2 separate regions of the Homo sapiens genome follow, and region 1 is linked to region 2. Evidence: read pairs that join two places in POLR2A ChIA-PET (ENCODE). Cell type or tissue: PC-9. All regions are shown on one strand. Links, peaks and the distances in the headings refer to the core of each region. The heading gives the core; the rest is flanking DNA. Region 1 has its middle 64 kb from the start of LINC00578. Region 2 holds the start of LOC107986053 (a long non-coding RNA gene).

Region 1 (15,609 bases), core at 4,582-12,581, 150 kb after region 2:
AACCCCCAAAACAAAAAAACAAAAAAACCAACCCATGACAGAGGATGAAAGATAAAGGAGAGCAGTTCCTACCAAGTTTCAAGCCTGGCTGCTAATTTCTCCATATGCATGACAGTCAATCAATCATCAATCAATCAGGAAACAACCCAGGTGCATTATTAAGTGGCTTCACTTTTCAGGTCAGCTGTGCTGGGTTGGCTGCATACAAACATGATTTTAAATTTCTTATTTCCACAGAGAAATTCAAAGACCTACAGTTTATGTATTCAGAATCCTCATGATGTAGACACACTACTCAAAATACATTGTAGAGATATTAAGAAATACAAGTCACAAGACCAATACAAAATATTAGATGTTCTCCCCCAAATTCTTTAGCTTGGGATTTGTTTTTGTTTGCCACGTAGCTTTACTATTGCAGAACAGTTTTGTGATGTGCCTCTTCTTCTAGGACGTGGATTTGTTAAGAATCTGCCGCAGTAAGAATATAGGCAGCTATATAAACTGTCCAAGTGAGAACTCCCTTGGTCCAAAAGATTGTCAGCTGTTTTAATTGAATCCATTTATTAGCCTGTCTCATCAGCACATGCTCCTAAGATTGTGTACAAGAATATGAATACATATCCAGGGCTAGACAATTCATGATTTTGTTATTAAAAGAAAGTCACTGGTAGAATTCCATCCATAAATATTTGACTAGAATTACAGAGGGACTGGCAGGCTGCATTCATTCAAATTGGCTTTACTGGTCAACTTTTCAGTTGAAGCCTGTGAGACATTTGCCAAAAAATGAGTGAAAAATCAAGCTCTATCCCAAAGTGTAACTTGGAAGTATCCTAACTATTTGTAGGGCAGGTCTTTAGCTGGTAACCCGACCTGGTCAATTCCTTTCTAAAATAGCCCCTGCATCTGTCTCATTTTCTTCATTACTTCTATTACCAGCTGATCCAAGCCTTTATATCTCACCAAGCAGTTACTGCAACAGTTGCCAACTGGTCCCTGTGCTTCCAGGCTCTCCCAACTTCAATTCAAACTCTGTCAAGGGGACGTTTTTTTAGATCACCACTCCCCCTTGTTCATTTCTTTGTTTAAAAATCTAAGTGCAAATTCTGGTATATTGTGATTAACGCTTAAGAATGCCTGTCTTTGAGAGGAAGGTGTTATAATATTAATGAACAGTGCTAAATACACTGTACGTATCTATAATTTAATCTTTGAATGTATGTTACTGGATTAGCTCCCTCCTCCTTCTGTGTGATGGCATCATGCATGGAGTCAATCAAATCCTTGTGATGTTTTGCATGGACTTTGGCAACATGTAAATAATGTGTAAAGCAAGTTTTTATGATGAAGGAATCAAATTTATTGAATTTTATTATTGAAAGTTGAAACTTAACATGTATGGACAAAAAACAATAAAAGAATATACTCTTTTCATGGACAACAACAACAACAAAACTACGTGCCTCGATATTGTTTACTGAATCAAGTAGAGATTTTATTTTGAAGCAAGATTATTTATTAGCATAACTAAGACCATATGCCTTGATTAAAAGTAACATAAAAAGTAGAGAGACTAGGTTCTTTCTAGGAAATGTCAAGGAAGAAAGGCATTAAAGAACTGTGAGAAATGAAAAAGACTGTAGTTCAAACCAGGGTCATCCAGGGCCTGGTGCTTATATGACTGTGGGAAGGCCTTTTTAAAAAAAAAATTAGAAAGTACATACATACAAAATTAGATGTAGGTCTTGGAAGGAATCAGGGCTTAGGCTTTATTAGCTTAGTAGTAAATCTACCTCTGGGTCAAACAAACATGGCCTAATAACTGAGTTTATTTGTTTTGAATATTCATATTTGGATCAAAGTGATACAATCATGTGGTATCAACTCAAATTGTGCAGAAAAGTTTATAACAAGATTCTCTGGTCCCCCACCCTCCTCATCCTTAGTTCCAGCCCCAGAGACAACCTATTTTAGCTTTATCTTTCCTTTGGTGTTTATCACAAAAGGTTTAGTAATATATGCTCATAATTTTTTTATGATTAATCAAATTTAAATAGTACCTATTGACTCATTGCTATGGCATATGAGGATTTATCTTATTTTATGCCACCTCCTCTCAATGTTTGGTAGTAATTATTATTGCTTTTATTATTGTTTAGTAGCTTAGTCTAGTAACTAGCTTTAATTTTAGTTTTGTGTAATTTAGAAATTGCTCCATGATCTAATTCCACTGTCATTCAATGTGTAGCATTTCTGCTGGTTTCTTTTGTTGCTTCCCTTGCACACTAGATTCATAGTGCCCCTCTCTTCCAGCCCCACCCCCTTTGCCTATTGAAGTCCTTTCCATCCTTCAAAGCCCAGATCAATTCTTACCTCATCCATAAATCTCAGCTGTTCCAATAGACTTTGTTATCTCTCTTTGAATGCTTCTCACTTGACTTCTGCAACACGCAATTTAGCACTTAATTATAAAGCTTATTGTTTGTTTTTGAGCCCAGCCGCCTCCCCCTCCCTGGAGCCAGTCACTATATCTGTTGCAAGGCTGGCTCTCAATAAGTGTTTATTGAACTGAATCATTCTGTTCTCTGTTTCAGATTTGTGAGTCTTACCTGCCTCACTAGATTATAAATGCCACATATTCTTGCATTTTCCCATAGTGTAAAACATAGAGTAGGTACTCAATAATAAAAATTGTTGAATAATTCTGATCTTTTGCTTCATCCACATTATCTTGTAGCATTTCTCCTGCATTTACTGGAAGGTAGGAGAGGGTAAGTGAAAGCATACTATTTAGTTTTAACTCTGGGCCATATTTTTAAAAATATATTTTATCTACCTTTTCTTCGTGAGCGTAATTCTTTTTCCTCATTCACTCACTGAGTTCCCAAGAAGGTTGTTAAATATGGCTTAAAAATTATCCTTCAAGGCAGTTTTTGTGTGCAGAAAAGATTACTGAGTTTTTTCGCTTTAAAAATTAATAATCAATTAATTAATGTTACAAATCCACACATGTAGTTCTTTTTAAGCTTTTAAGTTCAGTTTATAAATCTTATTTTTCTGTTTATAAATCGAGCAAATTTTAACAATCATTTTTAAAGCAGCCTTTGACTAATATTTGGTCCTTTTCACAAACTTAAATAAACAGCCTGGAACACTTTAAATTTCATTTATGATTTAAATGTGCTTGATTTTCCTTTTATAGACTTTAGTTGCTTGCTTTAGCTAACAGACCTTTTCTAAGTATTTAAATAACTGTTGTAAATCTAACAAATCAAATTCAGCTATGGGAACACTAAAATCTCTTAAATCTTCCAATATTATATCATTAAAATTGTGTAAATCTAAACTCTAAATCAATAACTCAATCATATATTTTAAGGTGGAATTACAGGGCTGAACTGTTACATGAAGAGGCCAAAGTCTCATGTGACTTTTTAAATTCCAAATATTCACATATCCCTTAATAACAAAATTATAAAGATTACAGGTTTTTTTTTTTATTAAGCATTTATCAACTCAATTTCCAAAATTTATGGGAATTAAAGGATGCTTATCTGGCTGGTCATGATAGCACATGCCTGTAATCCCAGCACTTTGGGAGGCCGAGATGGGAGGATTGCTTGAGGCCAGGAGTTTGAGACCAGCCTGGTCAACACAGTGAGACCGTGTCTCTATAAAAATGTCAAAAAAATTTTTTTAAAAAGATGCTTATCTATTATGAAGCAAATGTATTACCCTGATGAATTTTGAGGATTGCCCTCAGTCTTAGTCAGTTCCAGCTGCTATAACAAATTGCCATAGACTGGGTGTGTTAAATAACAGAAACTTTTCTCACAGTTCTGGAGCTGGAAATCTAAGATCATGGCACCAGCATAGTAAGGGTCTTGGCAAAGGTCGTCTTCCTGGTTTACAGACGACAGTGTTTTCATTGTACCCTCACTTGGTGGAGAAAGAGATCATTTCTCTAATGTCTCTTATAAAGTCACCAATCCCATTCATAATCTAATTACCTACCTAAGGCCCCACCTTTAAAATATCATCACATTGGAGATTTAGGCCTCAACATATGAATTTTGGAGGGACACAAAATACTTAGTTTGCATCACCTTTCTACTTGATTATGGGAGTTGCCTTCTTGGCTTGTTGAAGGCACTTAATGCCTGGAGAAGATGGCCTGGGTATTAGTAGAGTGTCGTGTAGAACTAAAATGTTCTGGCAGGCTTCTTTTCATAGTTGCTGGGTAAATGGCCTCCATTTGGGGTGATCCGATGTCCACTAGGTTCGACTGAAGCTTTTCCTAGTTTTGTCTGTCAGGGAAGTCTGCTACTTAACTGGCTTTTAGATATGCAATCTGCAATATCTAATTGTACCAAGTTAAGGCAAGGGCTCAGGAAGCAGCCATGCTGGACTGGATTTTTCATTTTTTTGGCTCTTAAGATACGTAAATTGTAAGATCACAAATCTTAAGATCTGAACCTTAAATTGTAGATCTTTGCATCCAACTCTTATAATCTTTGAACTGGATAGAATTAGGCATTCTTTTAATATGTTTCTTGTCTAAAAAAAGCCACAAGTTTTACACATTAAAATATTATCCAGTTGAATTAGGAATGTCTCTTGGCTTTGACTGGCACAGCAGTCACAGTGTCTGAGCACGTTCTATTACTAGATGTGAACTGGGCATAGGTTTATGAAATAAAATCTAGAAATGGGCACTGTACAAACCAATGATTATTACTTGCTCTGATTCACCCGTGCTGCAGTGGGGAACAGAAAACTAACAGCAGAGCAGGATGCCGCCCCAGCTAAGCCTGTTATAACTATAGAAAGTCTACAAAAGGACAGAGGCAGGCTTCCTCTGGGACTTCATCTAGAGGTCAGGAAAGAGGCTTCTATCTTACAGGGTAATTTTCATAGTATGGGGTTCCTGTCTGCCTTGTTTAGGGTAATATCCTCAATGCCCAGAACAATGCATTGCAAGCCATTAATAAAAATATTCTGAATGGATGGATTGATGGATGGATGGCAGGCTGTACCAGGCAGGCCCTCTCCTGTGCATGTAAAGGACATGTGTAGAGGAGATTGTTTATATAGCTACCATTTGACATGGAGCTAGAACCCAGTAAACTGCAAAATTCACGAGTGGAGCAGAAGCAGCTGGTTTACTCAGAAATACCTGAGATGTTTTTATAAACACTCAAGGTAATACAACAACAACGGCAACAACAAAGTAAAAACCCCAGAGCCTTGCTGCCATGGGCAAAGAGGCTTTGTTTTTGAGACGAAGTCTAGCTCTTATCCCCCAGGCTGGAGTGCAATGGCGCGATCTTGGCTCACTGCAACCTCCACCTCCCAGGTTCAAGCGATTCTCCTGCCTCAGCCTCCTGAGTGGCTGGGATTACAGGCATGTGCCACCACGCTCGGCTAATTTTTGTATTTTAAGTAGAGACAGAGTTTCACCATGTTGGCCAGGCTGGTCTCGAACTCCTGTCCTCAGGTGATCCTCCTGCCTCAACCCCCCAAAGTGCTGGGATTACAGGAGTGAGCCACCGCGTCCGGCCACAAAGAGGCTTGAATGATGTGATGAGTATGATATGTGAATCACAATTTTAAAAAGCGATCATGGTTCAGTCATTTTCTGATATTTTCTTATGGGCATGGACGAGTGTAACCTATGCCTGTGACACCAATGAGGACAGACAGGCAAGCAGGATGCCCTGTTCTTGCTTGTGATAACTGAAATAGCAAGTTTCCAGTCTGGTTTTCTCCCTAGGCTCTCTTAAATGCCATCATAAGTATCACTGCAGACAAGGAGCAAACTGGGTATAGAGATTGTCTCCAACACAGCAGATGGATTCCTGTTTTCTTACTATATTCACTGCTGTATCATTATGGGGGAAAGCAGTTGAACAAGGAGCAGACATACGAAATAAAGTCTTTGTTACCTATAGGCAAATAAGTACATTAATTTTGTGAGATGTTTCGAGAAGAGGAATGATAGGAATCACATCCTAGTGTGTGTGGGTATGGGAGACAGATTAAAAGGCATTCCTAGGAGGAGCAAAGATTTCAGGAGCTACTAAATGATAAAATGTGAGATCCTAATCAGAAAGATGGTACTTTATGTATAGGATTGAGCCTGAGAAAAATTATGGAAGGGTTGTATGAGTGATTTGGAGGGGGAGGGGATTGGAAAGTACAGAGGGGACTCCTGGGGAACGAGAGAACTTGCTTTTGTTCAGAAGCATTAGTCTTTAATGTTGAGGGCATTTGAAAAGACCTAGAATGTAAATCATATTAAAAATCAAATCAGCAGGTTTGTTTTTTTTTTTTTTTTTTTTTTTTTTTTGAGACGGAGTCTCGCTCTGTCGCCCAGGCTGGAGTGCAGTGGCGCATTCTCGGCTGACTGCAAGCTCCGCCTCCCGGGTTCATGCCATTCTTCTGCCTCAGCCTCCCGAGTAGCTGGGACTACAGGCGCCCGCCACCACGCCTGGCTAATTTTTTTTTTTTTTGGATTTTTAGTAGAGACGAGGTTTCACCAATCACAGGATGGTCTCAATCTCCTGACCTTGTGATCCACCCGCCTCAGCCTCCCAAAGTGCTGGGATTACAGGCGTGAGCCATCACACCCAGCCGTATTTTTTTTTTTTTTTTGAGATGGAGTCTTGCTCTGTCACCCAGGCTGAAGTGCACTGGCACAATCTCAGCTCACTGCAACCTCCACCTCCCAGGTTCAGGCGATTCTCCTGCCTCAGCCTCCTGAGTGGCTGGGACTACAGGCGTACGCCACCACGCCCAGCTAATTTTTGTATTTTTAGTAGAGACGGTGTTTCACCATGTTGCCCAGGCTGGTCTCAAACTCCTGACCTTTAAGTGTTCTACCCACCTCGGCCCCCCAAAGGGCTGGAATTACAGGCATGAACCACTACGCCCGGCCAAGTATTTTTCTTTTTTTTCTTTGAGCATCAGTTGCATGCACGGCACTGAAACATTCTGTGTTTTTCCCCTTTTGTTTCATGTTCATGGTTGCTTCTCCTGAACGTGCACAGATGAGAAAAGAGGAGTTAGACTATGTCTGCATATCTTTGGCCATTTTTTATCAAGGGGGCACAGATAGTCAAAGACTGAGCCAGCCTTGAAAAACAATGCATTTGTGGACTCTCCTCTATCACTATTTTTATTCCTATAAACGAAAACTTCAGTACTATGATACAGTAGCTATAACGTTCCCTACAGCTCTTCACAATATGGCAATTACTGAAATGGTTTCTTTCTCATTATGCAGCCCCAAAGCAGTGAGATCATGAGGTAGGCAGCAAGAGAAAACAATATTTAATTTGTCCTAAAGGACAGGTGCCATGGGAATAAAAATATTCTCCTTTCCCCTGAGGTTTAAATACGTGGACACAACCAAAAAATGCAGGAGTGATACTGCACACCAAACAAGCCCGAACGTAATCGCCTAATTAAATCATTTTCATCTAATGAATATAAGCAACAAAATAAACTGGCATAGCAGCGAGTCAGGGAGTGATTCCAATGGAAGCAACTGCAGAGGTGGTGTGGCCGTGCCGGGACTTGCAGAGCTTTTCTGCTTATTTTCAAGTGACGCCCGTGTTGGCACCTTAGCTCCAGGTGAGTGGGTCTGAGAAGGCGGCTCTGTCTGGCAGTCTCCCAAACAGGGTTGGACTTCCTATGCACCTTCACCTTTTGCCTGGGGAAAGCTGGGTTTTACCCGAGAATGCTGGGGAACATAGGCTGGGCTAAGTGTGTTCCCTAGGGCTATATAGGGGTTTCCCCCGCTGGCCTGGAGTTTGTCAATAATATTTACAAAGACAAATCCCAGGTTCCTTGATCTTGATAACGGTAGATGGAAAAAGTTTATGGTGTTATTCTGTGTTGCTTTAACATGAGATCAACAATGAGTTGCCTTCCGTCTCAAGATGATAAGGGATATTTTGGAAACATTTTGAGAACAATTTTTTAGCCTTTACCATCTTGTTTGACTTCTCCCTTTAAAACTATCTTCTTGGCCTGGTGCAGTGGCTCATGCTTGTAATCCCAGCACTTTGGGAGGCCGAGGCGGGTGGATCATTTGAGGTCAGGAGTTCAAAACCAGCCTGGCCAACATGGTGAAACCCCGTCTCTACTAAAAATACAAAAATTAGCCAGGTGTGGCGGTGAGTGATTGTAATCCCAGCTACTAGGGAGGTGGAGGAAGAAGAATCCCTTGAGCCTGGGAGGCGGAGGTTATAGTGAGCAGAGATTGCTCCACTGCACTCCAGCCTGGGAGACAGAGTGAGACACCGTCTCAAAAACAAAAAACATAAAACATCTTCTTTGCCTCTTGCCCCACCTATAGAAAAAAAAGGAAAAAACAAACAAAAAACTAAAATAAGTTGACCACGAGGACAACTTAGTGCATTTTACAATGGAAGAAACAGTGATTTTGGAACTATTCTGACATGTATTGACTGACAACTGGATTCTACCACTCACTGGTTCTGTGACCATGGACAAGTTCAGATTCCTCGTCTGTAAAATGGGAATGATAAAGCAGATTCAATGAGACAGTGTATGAAACGTGTAGATAGAGCTGTTCTTCAAGGAAGATCGGTTTCCTTGGCTGGGAGGTGCATACTCTATTTACGGACGGACATCCCTTACTTTCTAGATGCTTCTGTGACAGGGGATTCCCATCTTGTCACGTAGGCAGGAAAGTCCCTTCTTACTATGTGGATTCTAGGGGTGTGAGAAGATTTCTTTTCTCACCACTGTGGCAGTGAGGGTTAGGGGAGTCCCTTTTCACCCCTTTATTTATTTTTTATTTTTTGTTTTTCTTTTGAGACAGAATTTCGCTCTTGTTGCCCAGGCTATAGTGCAATGGCAAGATCTCGGCTCACTGCAACCTCTGCCTCCCGGGTTCAAGTGATTCTCGTGCCTCAGCATCCTGAGTAGCTGGGATTACAGGTGCCCGCCACCATGCCTGGCTAATTTTTGTATTTTTAGTAGAGATGGGGTTTCATCGTGTTGGTTGGCCAGGATGGTCTCGAACTCCTGACCCCAAGTGATCCACCCACCTCTGCCTCTCAAAGTGCTGGGATTACAGGTGTGAGCCATTGCGCCCGGCTTTAATACTGATGGAAAAGAGGGGAAAGAAAGGGTGGAAAAAGTCACTTCTGGGAAATGTAGTGCAGAGCTTGATGGGAGTGGAGGCAGACTCCGTTCTTGCCATGTGTTTTGTGCTTCTGAAGGGGAGAGGGCTGGTCTATTTCTAGTGCATATTTCACTATAGGCTGACTCCTCCCTGTCTTGTGCTGTTTCCCACTTACCCCCCACACATCTTTTAAAATCGGTAATATCAACACTTCCCTGGGTTCTTGCTCCTGTACCTCTCCTCTTTTTAGCCATTAATCTTCATTTGTGTTTGCAGAATATGCCAGTAATGTGGAAACAATCTTATTTCTAGCTAAGGGAGATTTGAGAAACTTTGCTTCGGCTCTCATATATAACACACAGGAAAGTCACAACCCTCACCCTTGTGGAGTCTGCTGCCTAGTGGACAGAAGTGAATATATGGGCACAGGTGTGAGGGAGGAGAAGCCTTGGGCCTTTGGGCAGCCAGGCGACTTACAAAAGAAGACGCAGAGTTGACAGTTGGATTTAAAGTGTTTGTGCCAGTCAGGCACAGTGGCTTACTCCTGTAATCCCAGCACTTTGGGAGGCTGAGGTGGGTGGATCACTTGAGGTCAGGAATTTGAGACCAGCCTGGCCAATGTGGTGAAACACCGTCTCTACTAAAAATACAAAAATTATCTGGGCGTGGTGGTGTGCACTTGTAGTCCCAGCTACTCAGGAGGCTGAAGCAGGAGAATCGTTTGAACCCAGGAGGTGGAGGTTGCAGTGAGCCGAGATTGCGCCATTGCACTCCAGCCTGGGCAACAGAGTAAGACTCTGTCTCAAAAAAAAAAAAAAAAAAAAAAAAAAAAGGAAGCAGTTGTTGTCAATCTTGACAGCATATAAGAAAGCTATGTGGAATCTTTTAAAATATACTATGCCAGGATCATACCTCCACAGATTCTGATTTCAGAATCAATATAGAAGGGAATCTGGGCATCAGGGTTGTATAAAGGTCATAGGTGATTTTAATGTGCGGCCATGTTTGAGAATCACTTACTGCTCTACTCTTCTTTCCCTTTCCTTTTCTCCTCTCTCCTTCCTTTTTTTTTTTTTTTAACTGTAATCTAGTGGTTCTCAACCTGAGCTATACATTAGAATTACCTGAGGAGATACAGAAAATTCAGATGCCCATGCTATGTATGCCCAGACCAATCAAATAGGAGTTTCTAAAGGTGGAACTCAATAATTCATAAATTTCTTTTCTTTTTTTTTTTTTTGGAAGCAGGGTCTCTTTCTCTCACCCAGGCTGGAGTGCAGTGGCACAATCTTGGCTCACAGCAGCCTCAGCCTCCAGGGCTCAAGGGATCCTCCTGCCTTAGCTTCCTGAGTAGCTGGGACTACAGGCATGCACCACTGTGTCCAGCTAATTTTATTTATTTTTTTGTAGAGATAAGGTCTCTCTATGTTGCCCAGGCTGGTCTTGAACTCCTGGGCTCAACTGGTCCTCCCGCCTCTGCCTCCCAAAGTACTGGGATTACAAATGTGAGTCACTGTGTCTGGCTAAACATCCATAAATTTCAAGACTGGTTCAATTGTACAGCTCAGATTGAGAGGAAGATTGGAGGAACTAGATGCTCTGTGACTGTCAGGTAGAGACCAAGTTAGCAAAGCAGACTGAGAGGTGAGATTAGCACAGAAACTGGGAGAAGAGGGGGTACTTAGGTGTTTGGTATAAATGGAGCCTTCAGTATAACGTTGATGAGAAGTAATGATAATGTTTCATTCCTGACTTTAAAGAGGATACTACCAACATTTTCTGATAATAGGTACTATGCCTAAGAAGATCACTTCTGTTCTCTTACTATGAGTTTGTATTATGTTGAATTTTATCAAATTCTATTCCTGCATTTATTAAAATGGTCATATGGTTTTCTTTTCTTTTTTTTTTTTGAGATGTAGTTTCACCCTTGTCGCTCAGGCTGGAATGCAGTGGCATGATCTCGGCTCACTGCAACCTTTGCCTCCCAGGTTCAAGTGATTCTCCTGCCTCATCCTTCTGAGTAGCTGGAATTACAGGTGCCTGCCACCTTACCTGGCTAATTTTTGTATTTTTAGTAGTGATGGGGTTTCGTCATGTTGGCCAGGCTGGTCTCGAACGCCTGACCTCAGGTAATCCATCCACCTCGGCTTCCCAAAGTGCTGGGATTACAGGCGTGAGTCACTGTGCCCAGCAATGGTTTTCTTTTTTAATCTGTTAATGCATTGAACCACATTATAGATTTTTCTGATATTAAACCATCCCTGCATTCCTGAGATAATTGCAACTTGATTATGGGATGTTATTTTTTATCTATACTATTCCAATTGGCTTTGCTAGTAATTTGTTTAAAATTTTTGCATCTTTATTTATGAACTAAAAAGGCCAAAATTTACCCCTTTTCTAATGTCTGCATGACTTTGGTATCAGTTTTATGCTGATTGTGTAAAATGATTTGGTGGCATATTTCCTAGAAGAAATTGTGTAAGACAGATGATTTTTTTCTTGAAAAATTGGGAGAATTTTTGCATGAAGCCATCTGAGATTGGCATTTCATTGTGGAAATACTTGAAGATATTGCTTTAACTTCTTTAATAGTTACAATTATATTTTTGTATACTTTGTATTTTTTATTTATATTTTATATTTATTATTTTAAATATATATTATTTATAATTATTTATTATAGATATTTATTATATAAAATATTTATAATATATTTTAAAAATGTATTTTAACATATAATATATTAATATAATAATATATAATATAATTAATATATAATACAGTAATATAATATATAATATAATAATTATATTATATATAGTAGTCTACATAATTATTATATTATTTATAATAATACTCTATATAATTATTATATTATATAATAATATTCTATATAATTATTATATTATATAATAATATTCTATATAATTATTATATTATATATAATAATAGTCTATATAACTGTATATAATATAACATTAGAAATAGATGCAGGTGTAAGAGGTTGGGAACTAGAAAAATACATCTTTCAGAGCCTGCTTTCAGCAAAAATACAAAGTATACAAAATACATAATATATAAAAAAATATAAATATAAATATATAAATATATAAAAATATATTTATATATTATATATAAAATATAAAATGCATATAAATATATTATGTAAATATAAATATTATATAATATATTTATATGTATTTTAAATATATATTTTATATATTTTTGTATCCCTTGTATTTTTGCTGAAAACAGCCTCTGAAAGATGTATTTTTCTAGTTCCCAACCGCTTACACCTGCATCTATTTCTAATGTTTGCCAGCCAAATCTCTTGCTAGCTCCATTTTTTTAAAATTAACATTTATTCTCAACATGCCGAAAAATAGCTTCTGTTGCTTTGACAAGGTTGCTAATGAATCTTCATGATGCTGACTGAACAGGATTCTTTTTTAGTTTTTTTTTCAAACTTCATGCTTTATTTTGAGACTATTTACCAACCACTTCTTTCTGAAACTTTCTACTGCCTGGTATGTTTGACAAAATTCTTTCCTGATATCCTCCTAACTCTCTGATTATATTCTAAATATCTCCTTCCTAATCCCTTTCCTCTTTCTCTCCTCATGGTGTGAATATATTGACATTTGCAGGTTTCCATTCTTACACCACTGCTCTTTTCATTCTATACAGTCTCCTCAGAAAATCTCATCTACTCTTATTTAAATTTTACCCAGGGGTACATAAAATTTTATGGAGTCTGAAGCTTATAAAATTTTGGAGCTTCTCTGTAAGAAAAATATATAAAATTAAGTACAAGTCCTCATCTTGGAAGTAAGGGGCATGAAAGTTAAACTTCATTAAAATTACAGTAAATGTCCCTCTGTCTATATTTCCCAAGTTGGAATATGTTTTTTGACCTCTTTCCTAAAGGTTCCTTTAAGATTTGTAAATGAAATTATTTATTGAACTTATCTGTCCCACAGTGGGACTTAAGATGTCCTACAGTATGGAGGTTTCAAAACATGGCTGCAAAACTATATGAAATGCCTCCTATTGAGAAGTGGGGTCTATGTCTCTCGTTTTGAGCCTGGGCTTTATGACTGCTTGATCAGTAGAATATAGTGCAAGTAATATGGTGTCAGGTTCAAGCCTCGAGAAGCTGATGGCTTCCATTTGCTGTGTTTTGGGATGTTTGCTTTTGGACCCCGGACACCATGCTGTGAAAAAGTCAGAGAGCCACATGGAGAACCCACATATAGGTGTTGGAGCAGACAGCCTGGCAGAGGTCCCAGCAGGCGGCCAGCACCAACTTGCCAGCTGTGTGCGAGTGAGCTGTCTTGGAACTGGAGCATCCAGCTTCAGGTCAAGCTGCCCTGATTGATACCACATGGAGTCGAGGTGAGATTTCCCCACTGAGCTCGGCCCAAATTGCTAATTGGTAAGATAAATGTGATTGCTATTTTAAAACCTTGAGTTTTGGGGTGGTTCGTCACGCAACACTAGATAGCTAGAACACACAGACACCTCAACTTGTTCCTTCCCCTATGTGTCTAATCATAATTAATGATGGTGTCAGTGACACTGTTACCCATACATTATGTGAGCATTTACTCTAATTTTTCCTATTCCCTCATATCTAATTAATCACTAAGTTAGGTAGTTTCAGATTTTACTTCTTACATATTTCTCCCATCTACTTCTTCTCTATCCTTTTGTTAGTAGTGCCCTCTGTATCTTTTAATGTTTTGCAGGAGACTCGTAATGTATTTTCCCGTATTTGTCTTTGCCCTGCTCAAAATTGACTTCCTGCACTACCACAAAAATGTCCATGAAATGAATTCTAACTATGCTACAAATCTGTTCGATGAAATAGACATAAAATAATTAAAGATAGGCCGGGAGCTGTGGCTCATGCCTGTAATGCCAGCACTTTGGGAGGCCGAGGCGGGTGGATCACCTGAGGTCAGGAGTTCGAGACCAGCCTGGCCAACATGGTGAAACCCCGTCTCTACTAAAAATAAAAAAAAAATTAACCAGGTGTGGTGATGGGTGCCTGTAATCCCAGCTACTCGGGATGCTGAGGCAGGAGAATTGCTGACCCTGGGAGGCGGAGGCTGCAGTGAGCCAAGATCATACCACTGCACTCCAGCCTGAGCGACAGAGCGAGACTCTGTCTCAAAAAAAAAGTTAAAGATATAATGCAAGTAACACATTTCTCAGCTGAAGAAAGACCTGAGTTTGCCCATTTGAATATTGCAACACTAACACGTAGATACATTCTTAAACAGTTTCCTATAGGCATCCTAACCTTCATCTAGCTCTCATCCCTGCCCCACTAAACAACCACAATAACAATATTTTGCCTACAAAGGATTAAAATGCAAACTGCCTTGGATTTCCAATAGGTCAGTGGTAAAAAATAATAAAAAAACTCAATAGAATAATATCTTTGGGATTTGAGGGGGTACAGTTAGTCAACATTTTTTTTTTAATTTGTTTTGTTTTGAGATAAGGTCTCACTGTTACCTAGGCTGAAGTGCAGTGTCACAATCTTGGCTCTCTGAAGCCTCAAATTCCATGCTCAGGTGATCCTCCCACCTTAGCTTCCTGAATAGCTAGGACTACAGGTGTGCACCACCATGCCTGGAGGAGCCAACATTTTAATACTCAGCCAAGTTGTCATTATGAGAAAATAAAAATGCGAAAGTCCAAAAAAGAATGTCACCCACCATGCCTCCTAGAAATAAAGATGATTTTCGGTATTATTTGTAGTCTATTTTGTCCTATCTGCAGTGGAACTTTCTATGCCTAGTTATGTCATGAGATTGGATAATACTGTGTAGCTACTATACTATTTCAATGATAGATATAGTGCCATTAGCTAATACTTTTAAAATGTCGAATAGTTCAGCAACATTATAGAATAAATTAACTTCTGAAGGGATGCCCGAGGGGACGAAGTGACATTTTAAAATCTTGTTTCAACGAAAAAAATTATTTTCAACTTTCACCCATCTAATTTAACAAACAATTTTTGCAGCGTAATGTGGAAATGTCTGAAGTAATTTCTTTCTGTCATGCTAATGTTTGCTTGAATTTGAATATCTTATAGCCAAAATTCATACTCTTGATATTGAGAAGATACAAATATTTATGAGAATGCTGTACAGTATTTTCCTTAAAAAATTCTCATTATTCCTTGCTATTTCTTTAGGTCAGAAAAAAGTTAGATTAGATTCTGAAACTGTTTTAAAGTACAACATCCAAGAATTGGCTTCAGTCTGACATCAATCAGCACTTCTTTTTGGTTTCAGGGTGCTTTGGGTCTGAATTACAGCAAATGATTCCCTTAAATCAATAGGAGGCAGGTGTAGAGATTTAGAAAGTAATAACATTAAGTCAACATTGAATAAAAAATTTAATACTTGGAATACAGAATAACAGAT
Region 2 (15,609 bases), core at 4,905-12,904:
GTTTAATAAATCATATTTTATTACTTTTCACAGAAATATGCCAGAGAAATTTGAAAATTTATTTGCCAAGAAAAGTAGGAATAGTATTTAGGGCTCTGGCCAGCTTTGGATTTGAATTCAAGTTTTTGACCTAAAAGCTTCTCAAAACTTGTGTTTTGCCGGGCATAGTGGCTCATGCCTGTAATCCCAGCACTTTGGGAGGCCAAGGCAGGCAGATCACCTGAGGTCAGGAGTTTGAGAGCAGCCTGGCCAACATGGTGAAACCCCATCTCTGCTAAAAATACAAAAATTAGCTTGGCATGGTGGTGGGTGCCTGTAATCCCAGCTACATGGGAAGCTGAGGCCGGAGAATTGCCTGGGAGGCAGAGGTTGCAGTGAACTGAAATCGTGCCGACTGTACTCCAGCCTGGGCAACAGAGTGACACTCCTTCTCAAAAAAACAAACAAACAGAAAACTCTTGTGTTTTAAAGAAAATGCTGATATCTGGAATAGATACTAATCAACAGTACACACACACACACACACACACACATACACACAGGAGGGAGAAAAATAAAAATGTAGGATACAGGTTAGGGATTCATTTCTTTTATGTGGAGAGTGTTTTCTTCAACCATAGTTTTGTGATTCAGCATTCATAAAATAAATCGTTTACAATTTGGGCGAAATAACATCAGGTTCCTGCAGGGCTATAGAAAATGACTTGTGGGGGCTAATATGAAATAAGGGTTGAAACAGTACACAGCCTTTGTTCTATTCCAAGGGGTTGACAGTCTTTAGAAGGTTCACGAACCACTGTTTATGACTCACTCGCTTCCACCTACACTTCCTCTCCACGTTCTTCACATCACTAGGGCTTGTTGTATTATCCTAGTTTTTGAAATCCATTGCTTCCCACAGTTCTCCAATCAAATGCCTTCTCTGTGGGGACCTCGAGAAAGATACACTAAGGTATGGTGAACCAGGTCATTCTTCACCCAAAATGACCTAGTTCTCCTAAGTGACTAATTTCTTGGTCGTCACTGAGGTACCAATCCCTTCTGCTGGCCTTGTGTGCCCGATCCTCCCCTGCTCTCAGTTACCTCAAAGCAAGCTTCCAGCTTGTTGCAGGCTGTTTTCTCTCCTCCAAACAATCAGGGCCTAACAGGATTTGAAACTTGTTTTGGTTGTTCCCAATCTAAATATTTCCTCAAATCTATCCAGCAGTACTTACTCCATCCAGTTACATTTCATCCTAAGCCCCTAGTAGGGAGGCCGGGCCACCTTCCTGCCTTCCTTCTGCCTAGATTCCCTGATCACAGCATTCCTGTTGCCCTTCCATTCAGGAAGGACATGGACAGAGGGTGGTCAGAAGCCCTGTCCTATATCCTAACCAGAGGGCTGAAGCCTACCTCTGAACTGGATCCTGCCAACCTATTTTCCTGGAGGCAGAACTCTGTGTCACCTCTTCCAGTGCAGATAACTGAACAGTCCTACTTTCTCTGGCCTGTACTTCCCCACTTATTCTCCCTGCACCTGGCCTTCCCCCTTCCTCTTCTAGACTTTCCCTGAATTTGTAGTTCCTCTGTTTGAGCCTCAGGTCTGATTTTCAGCCCTAATCAGAATCCCTTGTCTGTGTCTGCTTTGACCAGAGAGGTTGCAAGTTTCCTACTAACCCTTCCTTCATTCACGTCCTGTCATTCTGGCTAACAAAAATTAGCTGGGTGTGGGGGTGCACGCCAGCCAAGCTTCTTGACACACATGTACATGCTCGTGTGTGCACACTCCTGCACGTGCACCCTTACAGAGGAAGTATTCAGATCGCTTTTTGCACAGCTAGGGTATGCAGATTCCTCTTTTTTTTTTTTTGAGACGGAGTTTTGCTCTTGCCCAGGCTGGAGTGCAATGGCACGATCTTGGCTCACTGCAACCTCCGCCTCCCGGGTTCAAGCGATTCTCCTGCCTCAACCTCCTGAGTAGCTGGGATTACAGGTGCCCACCACCACTCCCGGCTAATTTTTTTGTATTTTTAGTAGAGATGGGGTTTCACCATGTTGGCCAGGCTGATCTTGAACTCCTGATCTCAGGTGATCCACCCACCTTGGCCTCCCAAAGTGCTGGGATTACAGGTGTGAGCCACTGCTTCTGGCCTTTGGATTCCTTTTCTACTAACAGAAAACCCTGGCATCCATGGAATAATAATGGGGAATAGTAACAGCAATTTTATCTTCATAGGGAGACTGCTTCAGAGAGGGTATAAAAAGCTGGGGAGCCAACGGTAGACTTGCCTTCCACCATTATAGAGCTCTCCCAACTCTACGACTTCCTGACTACTACCCATCTCAAATCATATTAACACTGGACAACTCTACTACCAAGTGTGTATGATGCCACTTCCTCTGAGCAGGAAAGGAACCTACTCTCTGCCCTTTTTCTTCCTCATTTGACTGCCTTCCCCATCAGCACCCACCTAGGCTCCCACACTTCTCCCTCCTCCCAGGGTAGTTCCTAGTAGTAATTCAAGCGACTGGCTCCAGTGCCTTCTAGCATTTACTAGGTAGCATTCCTAAATGCCACCTTCTTGGGAAGAATCTTCCAGCAGACACTAAGGCTTATTAGACACTGAAATGAGTTATGGAAGAAGGTTTAGATTCTCACTCCCTGGAGATCTTTAAAAGCAAGAATGGATTCTCATCTGTCTGGGATGATTATGTGGGATATTCCTGGTAGGCCAGGGAATAGACCTGCTCATCACCAACAAATAATTTATTAAACTCCTGGGCATTCATGATACTGTACTACATTCCACGTATATTAAAAGATAATTTTAAAAACACAGCCCCTACTCTCAAAGAAGTTTTTTTACTAATGAAACAAAAGGTTTGTATGGTGTACAAATAATATATAATGAAGGACAACAGTGCTTTAAGTTCTTGAAGCATGTAGTTTTCTTATTTTCTTTCTCTTACACTCTTTAGTTTGGGCTGGGAGCTATGCAGAGCAAGATTTTCAGTGAACAAGATTTTCTTGCTCATATTTTCTTGCTCAGGAGGTTGTGAATGATGCAAAATGTGAACATATCGGAAGAATTAAGAGGGAAAGAAAGCACAAAGTGGTCTCAGTTCTGGCATGCAGAAGGCAAGAGGCTGATGGGCTTGATCTCAAAGGATCCTTCACTTTTTCGCACCCTGGGATTCTAGTTCAGGCAGTAATTAGGATCAAGAGGGATTATAAGGAGGTGTGAAGAGTACAAATTATTAAATATTTTTCCCATCAGAGCCATAAAATATTATTGGCCAGGGGTCTATTTGAGGCCAGATTTTTTTTTTTTTTTTTTTGAGATGGAGCTTTGTTTGCTCTTGTTGCCCAGGCCGGAGTGCAATGGCACCATCTCAGCTCACAACCTCCACCTCCCGGGTTCAAGCAATTCTCCTGTCTCAGCCTCCCAAGTAGTGGGGATTACAGACATGTGCCACCACACCCGGCTAATTTTGTATTTTTAGTAGAGATGGGTTTTCTCCATGTTGGTCAGGCTGGTCTCGACTTCCCCGACCTCAGGTTATCTGCCCACCCAGGCCTCCCAAACTGCTAGGATTACAGGTGTGAGCCACCATGCCAGGCCGAGGCCAGATTTTTGATCGACAAATAAGGTTATGCTCTTTGAGGGCCAGAAGAATTATATCAGTGCTCACTGGTCGAGAAGTGTGCAAGCATAGCTAGTACTTGATTACACTCCATCCCACTCCCTTTAGCAAAACACAGATGCTATGGCCCTGCTCTCTGTAGTCTTAGATCTATGCGTTCAGAATGTACGAAAGGGCTGGGCGTGGTGGCTCACACCTGTAATCACAGCATTTTGGGAGGCCGAGGTGGGTAGATCACCCGAGGTCGGGAGTTCGAGACCAGCCTGACCAACATGGAGAAACCGCCTCTCTACTAAAAATACAAAATTAGCCAGGCGTAGTGGCGCATGCCTGTAATCCCAGCTACTTGGGAGGCTGAGGCAGGAGAATTGCTTGAACCTGAGAGGTGGAGGTTGCAGTGAGCCGAGATCATGCCATTGCGTTCCAACCTGGGCAACAAGAGCAAAACTCCATCTCAAAAAAAGAAAAGAAAAGAAAAGAATGTACAGAAGCTGGGCGCAGCAGCTCAAACCTGTAATCCCAGCACTTTGGGAGGCCGAGGCGGGTGGATCACCTGCAGTCAGTAGTTCGAGACCAGCCTGACCAACATGATGAAACCCTAAAAATACAAAAAAATAGCTGGGTGTGGTGGTGCATGCCTGTAATCCCAGCTACTGGGGAGGCTGAGGCAGAGAATTGCTTGAACCTAGGAGGCGGAGGTTGCAGTTGAGCTGAGATCATGCCACTGCACTCCAGCCTGGGCAACAGAGTGAGACTCCGTCTCAAAAAAAAAAGGTACAGAGCCCATAAGGGCCAAGCTGAGGTTACATTTATACATTAATTCCCATACACCTATAAGAAGAAAGTCTTTTTGTAGGCTACCTCCTTCGTCCTTCTTATTTATGAGAGCAGGGCCCTAGAGAGCCTCAGGCAACACAGCCAGGTCCTTTGTGCCCATTCTGTGTGGACTGATTAGAACCAGGTACACCTTCCTCCTCTTGGACCAGAAGTCAAGTCTTGGCCAGAGGGAGCTGGCTAGATCCCAGTCCCATTACAACCTTCATCATGCTACTTATTCTGGGTCCACCCCAACAGCAAGGCAGCCCTGTAGGTAACAAGAGAATTTTGAAGAATTCTATATACATGTGTCTCTGTACAAAGCAAATAACTGATTAAAGATGTGTTATGAGTTTCTCAAAATTTTCTGTGTAGGGAGAGATGTGAATGGACCAAATTTCATCATTATTTACTTCTAAACATGTTTGGTTTTTTGTTTTGTTTTGTTTTTTGTTTTTTGCCACTGAAAGGAAAGCATGGACACCTTTCAGGAAAGCAAGTGTTGTATACAATAAAAGCTGTTATAATATAATCTTCATGTTCAGTTTATTGGATATTTTCACCATCCAGAAATATACAGGAAATAGGGTGTGGTTAACTATGTGGTTCTTTCAGTGCAATGAACTTCTTTGACTAAAACTACCTCCTGGGCTGCTGCCTCAAGTACCAGAGGCAGTGAACTTCTGAAGACTTAATTCCTAGACCACTCCCATCTTGTGACCTCATTGGCTTTATTATTTTTAACTAAAACATATGAGTTGAATTTAAATAGGTAAATGTGGATTTGAAATTTAATATTCCAATAATTCAGTCAAGAATTAACTAACAGGCCGGGCACGGTGGCTCATGCCTGTAATCCCAGCGCTTTGGGAGGCTGAGGCGGGCAGATCACGAGGTCAGGAGTTCGAAACCAGCCTGGCCAACATGGTGAAACCCTGTCTCTACCAAAAATACAAAAATTAGCTGGGCGTGGTGGTGCATGCCTGTAATCCCAGCTACGCGGGAGGCTGAGCCAGGAGAATGGCTTGAACCCAGGAGGTGGAGGTTGCAGTGAGCCGAGATCGTTCCACTGCACTCCAGCCTGGGTGACAGAGCAAGACTCTGTCTCAAAAAAAAAAAAAAGAATTTACTATAGGGAAGAAAGTAGATGTTTAACATATATAAATATATGTTTAACATATATAAATATATATGTTTAACATATATAAATATATGTTTAACATATATAAATATATATGTTTAACATATATTCACTCAAATTGAATATATATGTATTCATATGTATATGTCAAAACTTATCAGTATATAATTGATAAAGTCTTCAGTTTTATTTAGTTTTAAATAACCATTTTAATCTATTGTGTAACTTATTAAATGTTTCAAGAAAAACTCTTATATAATAATTGTATCTACTTAACATTTTAAACTACTAGGTCAGGCACAGTGGCTCATGTCTGTAAGCTCAGCATTTTGGGAGGCCAAAGCTGGAGGATCGCTTGAGCCCAGGAGTTTGACACCAGCCTGGGCAACTTAGGGAGACCCCTGTCTCAACCAAAAATTTAAAAATTAGATGGGCATGGTGACGTGCGTCTGTAGTTCCAGCTATTTAGGTGGGAGAATTGAGCCACTGCACTCCAGCCTGGGTGACAGCAAGACCCTGTCTCAAAAATGAAACAAAACAAAAACCAAAAAACAGTTTAAGCTTTTTTTTTTTTTTGAGACGGAGTCTCGCTTTGTCGCCCAGGCTGAAGGGCAATGGCACAATCTCGCCTCACCACAAACTCCGCCTCCTGGGTTCAAGCAATTCTCCTGCCTCAGCCTCCTGAGTAGCTGGGACTACAGGCGCACGCCACCATGCCCGGCTTATTTTTGTATTTTTAGTAGAGACAGGGTTTCACCATGTTGGCCAGGCTGGTCTTGAAATCCTGACCTTGTGATCCACCCTCCTCGGCCTCCCAAAGTGCTGGTATTATAGGCGTGAGCCACCGTGCCCAGCCAACATTTTAAGCTTCTAAACACATTGTACAACTAAGTTACTTTCAACATTAAAGAGTTGATCTATTTTTAAAAATATATAACTTAGGATGGTAAGATACAATTTTTTTACACATCCTGTCATTAAACAGTTGTATTTTAAGTGACGATTTTCTGAAGTTCCTGACAGTTCAGGAGATTTTAAATATAGAAGGGATGGTGATGGTAAGCCTTTCATTCAATTAATTGATTCTCCTACAAAGTTTAGCAGATATTCTCAATTTCAAAGATGAAACCAATTTTATTCCTTTGCAGTCAGCTGTTAACAGTTGCCCATTTTAGGAGACAAATACATACAAATGAACTCTTGGTGTTCTTGAGTACATATGGGAGAAGCAGAACAAAGCAAAGTTCCCTTTTTGCCTTACCAGGTGGATTCAATAATCCAAGAAGAATGGGACTGGAGCTGATTTCCTCATGAGCTGTGAGTCTTTGAGCAATTTACATAACTAGTCTAAACATTTAATCTCTTTGTTTGTTAACTGAAGGTAATATCTTCCTTGCAGAGTATTTGTAAATATTATAAATATTATATAAATTATGAATCATATTGTTTTTCACAGTAGATGTTCAATAAATGGTAGCTGGGTACCTGAGTGCTTATCTCATTTTCCTCCCTCCACAGATGATAAATTCCTTGTGAGAATTACAGCCCCTGGTAGTAGTGATCAACAAATATTTGTTGAGTTGAAAATGTCGCTTTTTAAAGGCTTTTAAAATAATCTTTCCTGTAGAATTTTAGACCTTTGCAAATGACTTATTTTTCCCTTCAACTTATTTTATTTATTTATTTTTTGAGTTAGAGTCTTGCTCTGTCACCCAGGCTGGAGTGCAGTGGCACAATCTCGGCTCACTGCAACCTCCGCCTCCAGAGTGAAAGCAATTCTCCTGTCTCAGCCTCCCGAGTAGCTGGGATTACAGGTGCGCACCACTGTGCCGGGCTAATTTTTGTATTTTTAGTAGAGATGGGGTTTCACCATGTTGGCCAGGCTGGTCTCGAACTCCTGACCTCAGGTGACCCACCTGCCTCAGTCTCTCAAAATTACTGGCATTACCAGCATAAGCCACTGCGCCCTTCCCCTTCGACTTCTTAAAATCTAATTTCCTGGTATCTAAAAGCACATTTGACATCATTGGCTACCGCAAAATCTAAAGTGACCTGGACACTTTCTCCTCAGACCCAAAATCCATTTTACAACTAGCTTCTCTTTTTCTGGCTAGACTTAAATTCAAAGTAGCAGTTATCCCGGTTGTTTCTTCTACTGTGTAAGAGATTAAATTGTCAGAAAAAGAAGTTACTAATTAATCAGATGCTTTGCTTTTTGCCACCGGGAAACCTCCAACAGATGCCCTGATGGCTGAAGCCCCATTTATTTATTTATTTTATTTTTGTTTGAGAGAGGATCTCACTCTTATCCAGGCTGGAGTGCAGTGGCGCAATCATGGCTCACTGCAGCCTCGAACTCCTGGATTCAGGTGATTCTCCCGCCTCAACCCTGAGTAGCTGGGACTACAGGCTCACACCACAACTCCTGGGTAATTTTTGTATTTTTTTGTAGAGCTGGCATTTCACCACGTTGCCCATGCTGGTCTCAAAGCCCTGGGCTCAAGCAATCTGCCCATCTTGGCATCCCAAAGTGCTGGGATTACAGGTGTGAGCCAGCACACCTGGCCGGAAAACAAATTTTTTAAATGACTTTTAAAAATAGAGTTGCTTTGTTGTTGCTCTTCTTCCTCCTACTTCTAGCAATGTATATTTACAATATTAGGATAATGTCTTTCTTGACTCTTCCTTTGTACTGTTGCCTTCAATCTTACCTGATTGCTGTGGTTAGAAAGGCACTATACCTACTTTCAAACTGGGAATAAGGCATAGGGTGCTGCCAGTCACATCACTTTTTTTTGTTGTTGTTGTTTTTGAGACAGAGTCTTGCTCTTGTTGCCCAGATTGGAGCACAATGGTGCAATCTCAGCTCACTGCAACCGCTGCTGGCTTGGGCAGCCTGCTTTTATTCCCTTATCTGGCCCCACCCACATCCTGCTGATTGGTCCATTTTACAGAGAGCTGATTGGTCCGTTTTACAGAGAGTTGATTGGTCCGTTTTGACAGGGTGCTGATTGGTGCATTTACAATCCCTGAGCTACACACAGAGTGCTGATTGGTGCATTTACAAAGCTAGACATAAAAGTTCTCCAAATCCCCACTAGATTAGCTAGACACAGAGCACTGATTGGTGCATTTACCAACCTTCAGCTAGACACAGAGTGCTGATTGATGCGTTTACAAGTTTACAATTCCTGAGCTAGACACAGAGTTCTGATTGGTGCATCCACGAACCACCCCCCCCCCCCCCCCCCCCCCGAGCTAGACACAGAGTGCTGATTGGTGCGTTTACAATCCTCCAGCTAGGCACAAAAGTTGTCCAAGTCCCCACCAGATTAGCTAGATACAGAGTGCTGATTGGTGCATCCATGAACCCCAAGCTAGACACAGAGTGCTGATTGGTGCATTTACAATCCTCCAACTACACATAAAAGTTCTCCAAGTCCCCACTGGACTCAAGAGCCCACCTGGCTTCCCCTAGTGGATCCTGTGCTGGGGCCGCAGGCGGAGCTGCCCGCCAATCCTGTGCTGTGGGCCCGCACTCCTCAGCCCTTGGGCCGTGGATGGGACCAGTGCCACAAGCAGGGGGCAGCACCTGTTAGGGAGGCTTGGGCCTCTCGGGAGCCCACCGCAGGGAGGTGGTTGAGGCCTGGCAAGAATTCGAGTGTGGCCCGGGTGGGCCAGCAGTGCTGGGGGACCTGGCGCCTCCTCCCAGATGCTGGCCCCAGTGCTAAGCCCCTCACTGCCGCTCCGAGTGCGGGGCCCACCCAGCCCACGCCCACCCGGAACTCACGCTGGCCCAGGTTCCTGCCCACGCCTCTACCTCCACACCTCCCCACAAGCAGAGGGAGCCGGCTCCAGCCCCGGCCAGCCCAGAGAGGGGCTCCCACAGTGCAGTGGCAGGCTGAAGGGCTCCTCAAGCGCAGCCAGAATGGGCGCCAAGGCCGAGGAGGCACCGAGAGCGAGCGAGGGCTGCCAGCACACTGCCACCTCTCACTATTATTATTATTATTTTTTTTTCTTGAGACAGAGTCTTGCTCTGTCATGCAGGCTGGAGTGCAGTGGCCTGATTTCAGCTCACCGCAAACTTTGCATCCCGGGTTCAAGCGAATCTTACGCCTCAGCCTCTTGAGTAGCTGGGATTACAGATGCATGCCACCATGCCTGGCTAATTTTTCTATTTTTAGTAGAGATGGGGTTTCGCTGTGCTGGCCAGTCTGGTCTCGAACTCCTGACCTCAAGTGACCCGTAGGACACTATTTTAAACAGAGCTGTATTAACACATTCTTTCCTTCCGATGTTGCTCCACCTCTTCCCTGTCTACATTCTCATGTTCTTTCTCTTAAGTATTCCACTCACAATGTTGTTTTCAAAATATTCTACTCCAGGAAAATACCTCTATCTACGTTTTTTCTCTGTCTCTATGGTTTTGTTAAAAAGTACTCTTCATCTTTTATAAATCTGTCCCAATTCGGCTTTGACCCTATCTCTCCCTTTACTTTCCTAACTCTCAATTTCTTTCTTTCTTTTTTTTTTTTTGAGACAGAGTCTTACTCTGTTGCCCAGGCTGGAGTGCAGTGGTGTGATCTCGGCTCACTGCAACCTCTGCCTCCTGTCCTAACCCTAAATTTCTAATATTAGTCATTTTATTTTTTGTTTCCAAGTTTTACTTTATGACTTCAGATACATCAATTGGATTCTTATAAAACATTATCATCTTGCTACAGAAGTCATATGATCTCACTGAACATTTACAAGAAAAATTCTCAAGCTCCTGTGTTTACATGTGACCACATTGATTCTATACAATCCTTTTTGGAAGAGGGGAGTGTTGTGTTATAAATAGCACACAGAGACATGACAGACAATTAGAGGCATTGAACAGGATGGGTTGTTGTGCCAAAGGGGTTACGCAAGGCACAGAATACAAAGAAAATATGCTGTGAATGTTGAGAAGAAGATTGGGTTTGAAAGCTAACAACAACAACAACCACCACCAAAAAAAAAAAAAACATAAAAAAAACAGAAATAACTCCATGAAGATGAAGATGGCATTATAGCATTTTTCTTCCCTGCACTTACCTTCTTTTTTTTTTTTTTTAGAGACAAGATCTCACTGTCACTCAAGTTGGAGTGCAGTGGTACAATCATAGCTCACTGTAACCTTGAACTCCTGGGCTCAAGCGACCCTCCCACCTCAGCCTCCCAAGTAGGTAGGACTCTAAGCATGTGCCATCATATCCCACTAATTTTTTTTTTTTTTTTTTTAGAGACAGGGTCTCACCATTTTCCCAGGTCGATCTCAAACTCCTAGACTGAAGCCCTGCACTTACCTCCTAACACACTCTATACTAGAAGGTAAGCTCCATAATGCAGGGATTTTTTGTTATTGTTTTGCCGTTTAACTTCTAAATCCTCAGCAGGGCCTGGTGCAGAGTAGCTCCTCAATAAATACTTGTTGATTGAAGAGCATGTGAATGAATGAATGAGTGAATGCAGGAAATGGTAAGATCAGCATGACCGAAGCCGTGTTCCAGTGGGGCTGGAGTAGAAAATGGAGTTCGTTGTAAGAATGTTGGAGTGCGACAAAGGAGTTTGTAGCTTTACTTTAGACAATGGGCAAGAGGGGAACCTGATGAATTCCTCGGGTCACCTTACCTCATTTCCATACTTAGTGTAATTACTCCAAAGAAGTTGGAAAGGAGATAAAAATGCAGAAGCAGACCTGGGTTCTTTATCAGGAAAGGATTATTTGCTGATGGAGCTGATTGGAGAGGCCGTGAGATGTGATTGAGCCAGCTCTGCATAGCTGGCTTGCTGCTCCCCAGGAGACTGAAGTTGGAGCCACAGATCAGTCAGAGAATGTGGCCACTGATAGACATTAGAATATTCTAGGGACAAGTTTCTTTTTCTGGACCTAGGGGCCGTATCTCTCACGTATGCCCATTGGTCTCCACTCTTAGGACTTTTTTTTTTTTGAGATGGAGTCTCACTCTGTCGCCCTGGCTAGAGTGCAATGATTCGATCTTGGCTCACTGCAACCTCTGCCTCCCGGGTTCACACAATTCTCCTGCCTCAGACTCCCGAGTAGCTGGGATTACAGGCACCCACCACCACGCCTGGCTAATTTTTACATTTTTAGTAGAGACAGGGTTTCACTATGTTGGCCAGGCTGGTCTTGAACTCCTGATGCCTGCCTCAGCCTCCCAAAGTGTTGGGATTACAGGTGTGAGCCACCGCACCCAGCTTTACCACTTTTACTCTAATCTTCATAGCCTCTCACTGGTGGATTCCTAAAATTATCTCTTAAAAGATTTCTCTACTTCATCTCTACTTCCTCTTTTTTTCCACTGCGACACCACACAAACACAAAATCTATTCTCTCACTGTCCTAAAGGACTGCTTTTAATGTTGTAATTTTCCTGCTTTAGGGTCATAATAGATCTCTAGTAAATATCTATCTAATCTATTCCATCTATAGGTTTAGCTTTCTCTCCCTTCCTTCCCCCTTTCTCCAACTCTCTTTAACCAATAATCAGTCTTCTTTATACATATTTAATGTTTCTATTGTAGTCAAACAGAGCTACTCTTATTGATTTGTTAATACACAAGTGAGCCAGATATTGTCTATTGGCATCTAGCACTTTTTACAGTCTTCTATCTCCCCTGTTTTGCAGGGGCTGGAAATCTGGGAACATGTCTCATACTCCCTTGCCAGCACAGTTTCAGACATAGCTTGAGTTCTGCCAATCAGATATACTGGTGAGAGATTTGGAAGGCAGAAGAGAGATGGCAACCACCATTGGCTTTTTCCTTTGTTACTGGTGATGGGCAGCCCTTGAAGTCAGCAGAGTCTCCAGCAGCCTCCGGATGCTAGGAAGCACCCGGTCAAATTTCTACTTATTAAGAAAAAGAGGGCCAGGCTCGGTAGCTCACACCTGTAATCCCAGCACTTTGGGAGGCCAAGGCGGGGGGATCACGAGGTCAAGAGATCGAGACCATCCTGACCAACATGGTGAAACCCCGTCTCTTCTAAAAATACAAAAATTATCCAGGCGTGGTGGTGTGTGCCTGTAATCCTAGCTACTTTGGAGGCTGGGCAGGAGAATTGCTTGAACCTGGGAGGCGGAGGTTGCAGTGAGCCGAGATCACACCACTGCACTCCAGCCCAGGTGACACAGTGAGACTCCGTCTCAAAAAAAAAAAAAAAGCCCTCAAAGACCTAAATATCTTGATATCCCTGTGAATGTATTTTTTAATCTAATTATCTGGAAAATCTTGTCTATTTTACATTTTAGGTGTGTAGAGTAGAATCATCATTAAAAGATATTTTTAAAATGTTCCCAAGTATATCCATGTAAAGAATCCAGTGTCCCTCTTTAATTTCCCCATTCAGATCAATATCTATTAAAGTAACACATTTGATATTTCTATAATATTTAATATAATACCAAATGAGAAAAACAGAAAAGTAACATTACACTAATATGATTTAAAGAGCATTTAATTATCTAATATAATTATCTCTTAAGCCCCAATTATAATATATTATTATCCTTACCAAAAAGCCAACTGTCTTGAGTCATAGCTAAAAGTGGTAGCATTATAAAAGAAAAAACATTTGATCTGATAGCCAACTACCTATTTACTATTTAAAAACACTTTAGGCTGGGTACGGTGGCTTATGCCTCTAATCCCTGCACTTTGGGAGACCAAGGCGGGTGGATCACTTGAGGTCAGGAGTTCGAGACCAGCCTGATCAACATGGTGAAACTCCATCTCTACTAAAAATACAAAATTAGCTGGGTGTAGTGGCAGGCACCTGTAATCCCAGCTACTCAAGAGGCTGAGGCAGAAGAATTGCTTGAATCCTAGAGGGGGTTGCAATGACCGCACCACTGCACTCCAGCCTTATTGACAGAGTGAGACCCTATCTCAAAAAAAAAAAAATTAAAATTAAACCCTAAAAACACCTTAATGTCCTCTGAGTTTCTGCACTATTCCTTCCAATGTCAAATAAAGATAAAGGAGAATGTCAAGGCATACAAATGTATTAATGATAGCTGAGTTCTACTCTGACTTATTTGCTCCTTCTGTATCTTCCCTGGTGAGCAATATCTGGCACATCCTTACACAAAGCCATCTTGCTTCCTAGCCCACTACATTATGCCAGTGTTACTTTTACTGCATTATTGTTATGGTTGATAACACTTTTTTTCTTCTTTTTTTTTTTCTTTTTTTTTTGAGATGGAGTTTCGCTCTTGTTGCCCAGGCTGGAGTGCAATGGTGCAGTCTTGGCTCACCACAACTTCTGCCTCCCAAGTTCAAGCGATTCTCCTGCTTAAACCTCCCGAGTACCTGGGATTACAGGCACGCGCCACTACGCCTGGCTAATTTTTGTATTTTTAGTAGAGACTGGGTTTTGCTGTGTTGGTCAGGCTGGTCTCGAACTCCCAACCTCAGATGATCTGCCTGCCTCGGCCTGTGAAAGTGCTGGGACTACAGGCATGAGTCACCGTGCCCAGCCCCAACAATTTTTGTTGGTAACATTTTGGATCTTTTTTATTTTTTCTTTTTTTTGAGACGAGGTCTTGCTCTGTCGCCCAGACTGCAGTGCAGTGGCGTGATCTCGGCTCACTGCAAGCTCCGCCTCCCGGGTTCACGCCATTCTCCTGCCTCAGCCTCCCGAGTAGCTGGCATCACAGGCGCCCGCCACCGTGCCCGGCCAACATTTTGGATCTTTTAAACCTTAAGTATTTAATGTTTTATAGGTCGATTCTTGTCTTTTTTTCTTTTCTTTTTTTTTTTTTTTTTTTTGAGACAGGATCTCATTCTGTCACCCAGGCTAAAGTGAAGTGGTGCAATCATGGCTCACTGCAGCCTCAATCTCCTGGGCTCAAGCGATCCTTCCACCTTGGCCTCCTGAGTAGCTGGGACTACAGGCGCACACTATCATGCCAGACTAATTTTTATTTTTAAATTTTTGGTAGAGATGAGGTCTCACTGTGTTGCCCAGGCTGGTCTCAAACTCCTGAGCTCAAGTGGTCTGCCTGCCTCAGCCTCCCAAAGTATTGAGATTACAGGCATGAGCCACTGTGTTTGGACTATAGGTTGATTCTAAAAGATGAAAAGTAATAAACAGCACTTAAGTTATCATGACTATGTAAATATTATTCACTGCAGAGATAAACAATGTGATGTATTTCCTGCTCTATTGTTCCAATATGACAACACTGGTAATAGTCAAAGAATGAATACAATGAATTCTCCCTGTTCCAATCTACCAAATGCTCAAAATCATGGCACATTTAAAAATATTAGCATCGCACCTTTTCTCACGGAGTTTTGTTTTTGTTTTTCCTGAAATTTTAATTACATTCCTCTCATTCTTTTTTACTGCTTTGTGTAAGAGTCTATGGCATAGATGCTCTATAATTTAGTTCACACTCCACTATTGTTGAGCATTTAGGCTGGTTTTTCATTTTTTCCTACTATGAATGATGCTTCAATGAATATCCTGCCCGTACATTTTTGTGTACATACAAATTTCTGTAAGATAAAAAGCTAGAGCTGGGTTGAAGAGAATATGCATTTTAAGAACCACTGACAAATAGCCCTCAGAAAGAGGCACTGCCATCTATATTCTCACCATCACTGTAAGGGAAGGTCTATTTTTTTTTTTTTCTTTGAGACAAGAGTCCCGCTCTGTCACCCAGGCTGGAGTACAGTGGCGCGATCTCGGCTCACTGCAACCTCCGCCTCCTGGGTTCAAGCGATTCTCCCTGCCTCAGCCTCCCGAGTAGCTGGGACTATAGGTGTGCGCCACCACTCTGGCTAATTTTTGTATTTTTAGTAGAGACTGGGTTTCACTATGTTGGCCAGGCTGGTCTCGTACTTCTGACCTCGTGATCCACCTGCCTCGGCCTCCCAAAGTGCTGGGATTACAGGTGTGAGCCACCATGCCGGGCCTGGTATAATTCTGTATAGTGTTTCTTAGACTCCTATTAATCATTTTGATTTTTGCCATCTAT

What was found. Peaks named below come from ENCODE experiments on the same cell type or tissue, not always from the same donor. Only the 100,000 strongest peaks of a DNase experiment are listed, where the experiment ranks them.
Region 1: POLR2A ChIA-PET joins it to region 2 with 6 read pairs; 5 of 35 experiments call an interaction of 5 or more read pairs at or near these places.

Annotation. Positions count from the first base shown.
Region 1 is chr3:177,369,672-177,385,280 of GRCh38, forward strand. No RefSeq gene overlaps it. Among named protein-coding and RNA genes, the nearest start is that of LINC00578, 64 kb to the right of the region's middle. RefSeq lists an enhancer at 8,596-8,775. In PC-9, for the core only: no CTCF peak of the experiment used is centred there; a DNase peak (open chromatin) is centred at 7,730.
Region 2 is chr3:177,219,542-177,235,150 of GRCh38, forward strand. It overlaps LOC107986053 (a long non-coding RNA gene), which reads left to right and starts at 6,846. Exons shown (of 3, transcript XR_001740576.2): 1 at 6,846-6,898; 2 at 10,849-10,936. In PC-9, for the core only: no CTCF peak of the experiment used is centred there; no DNase peak of the experiment used is centred there.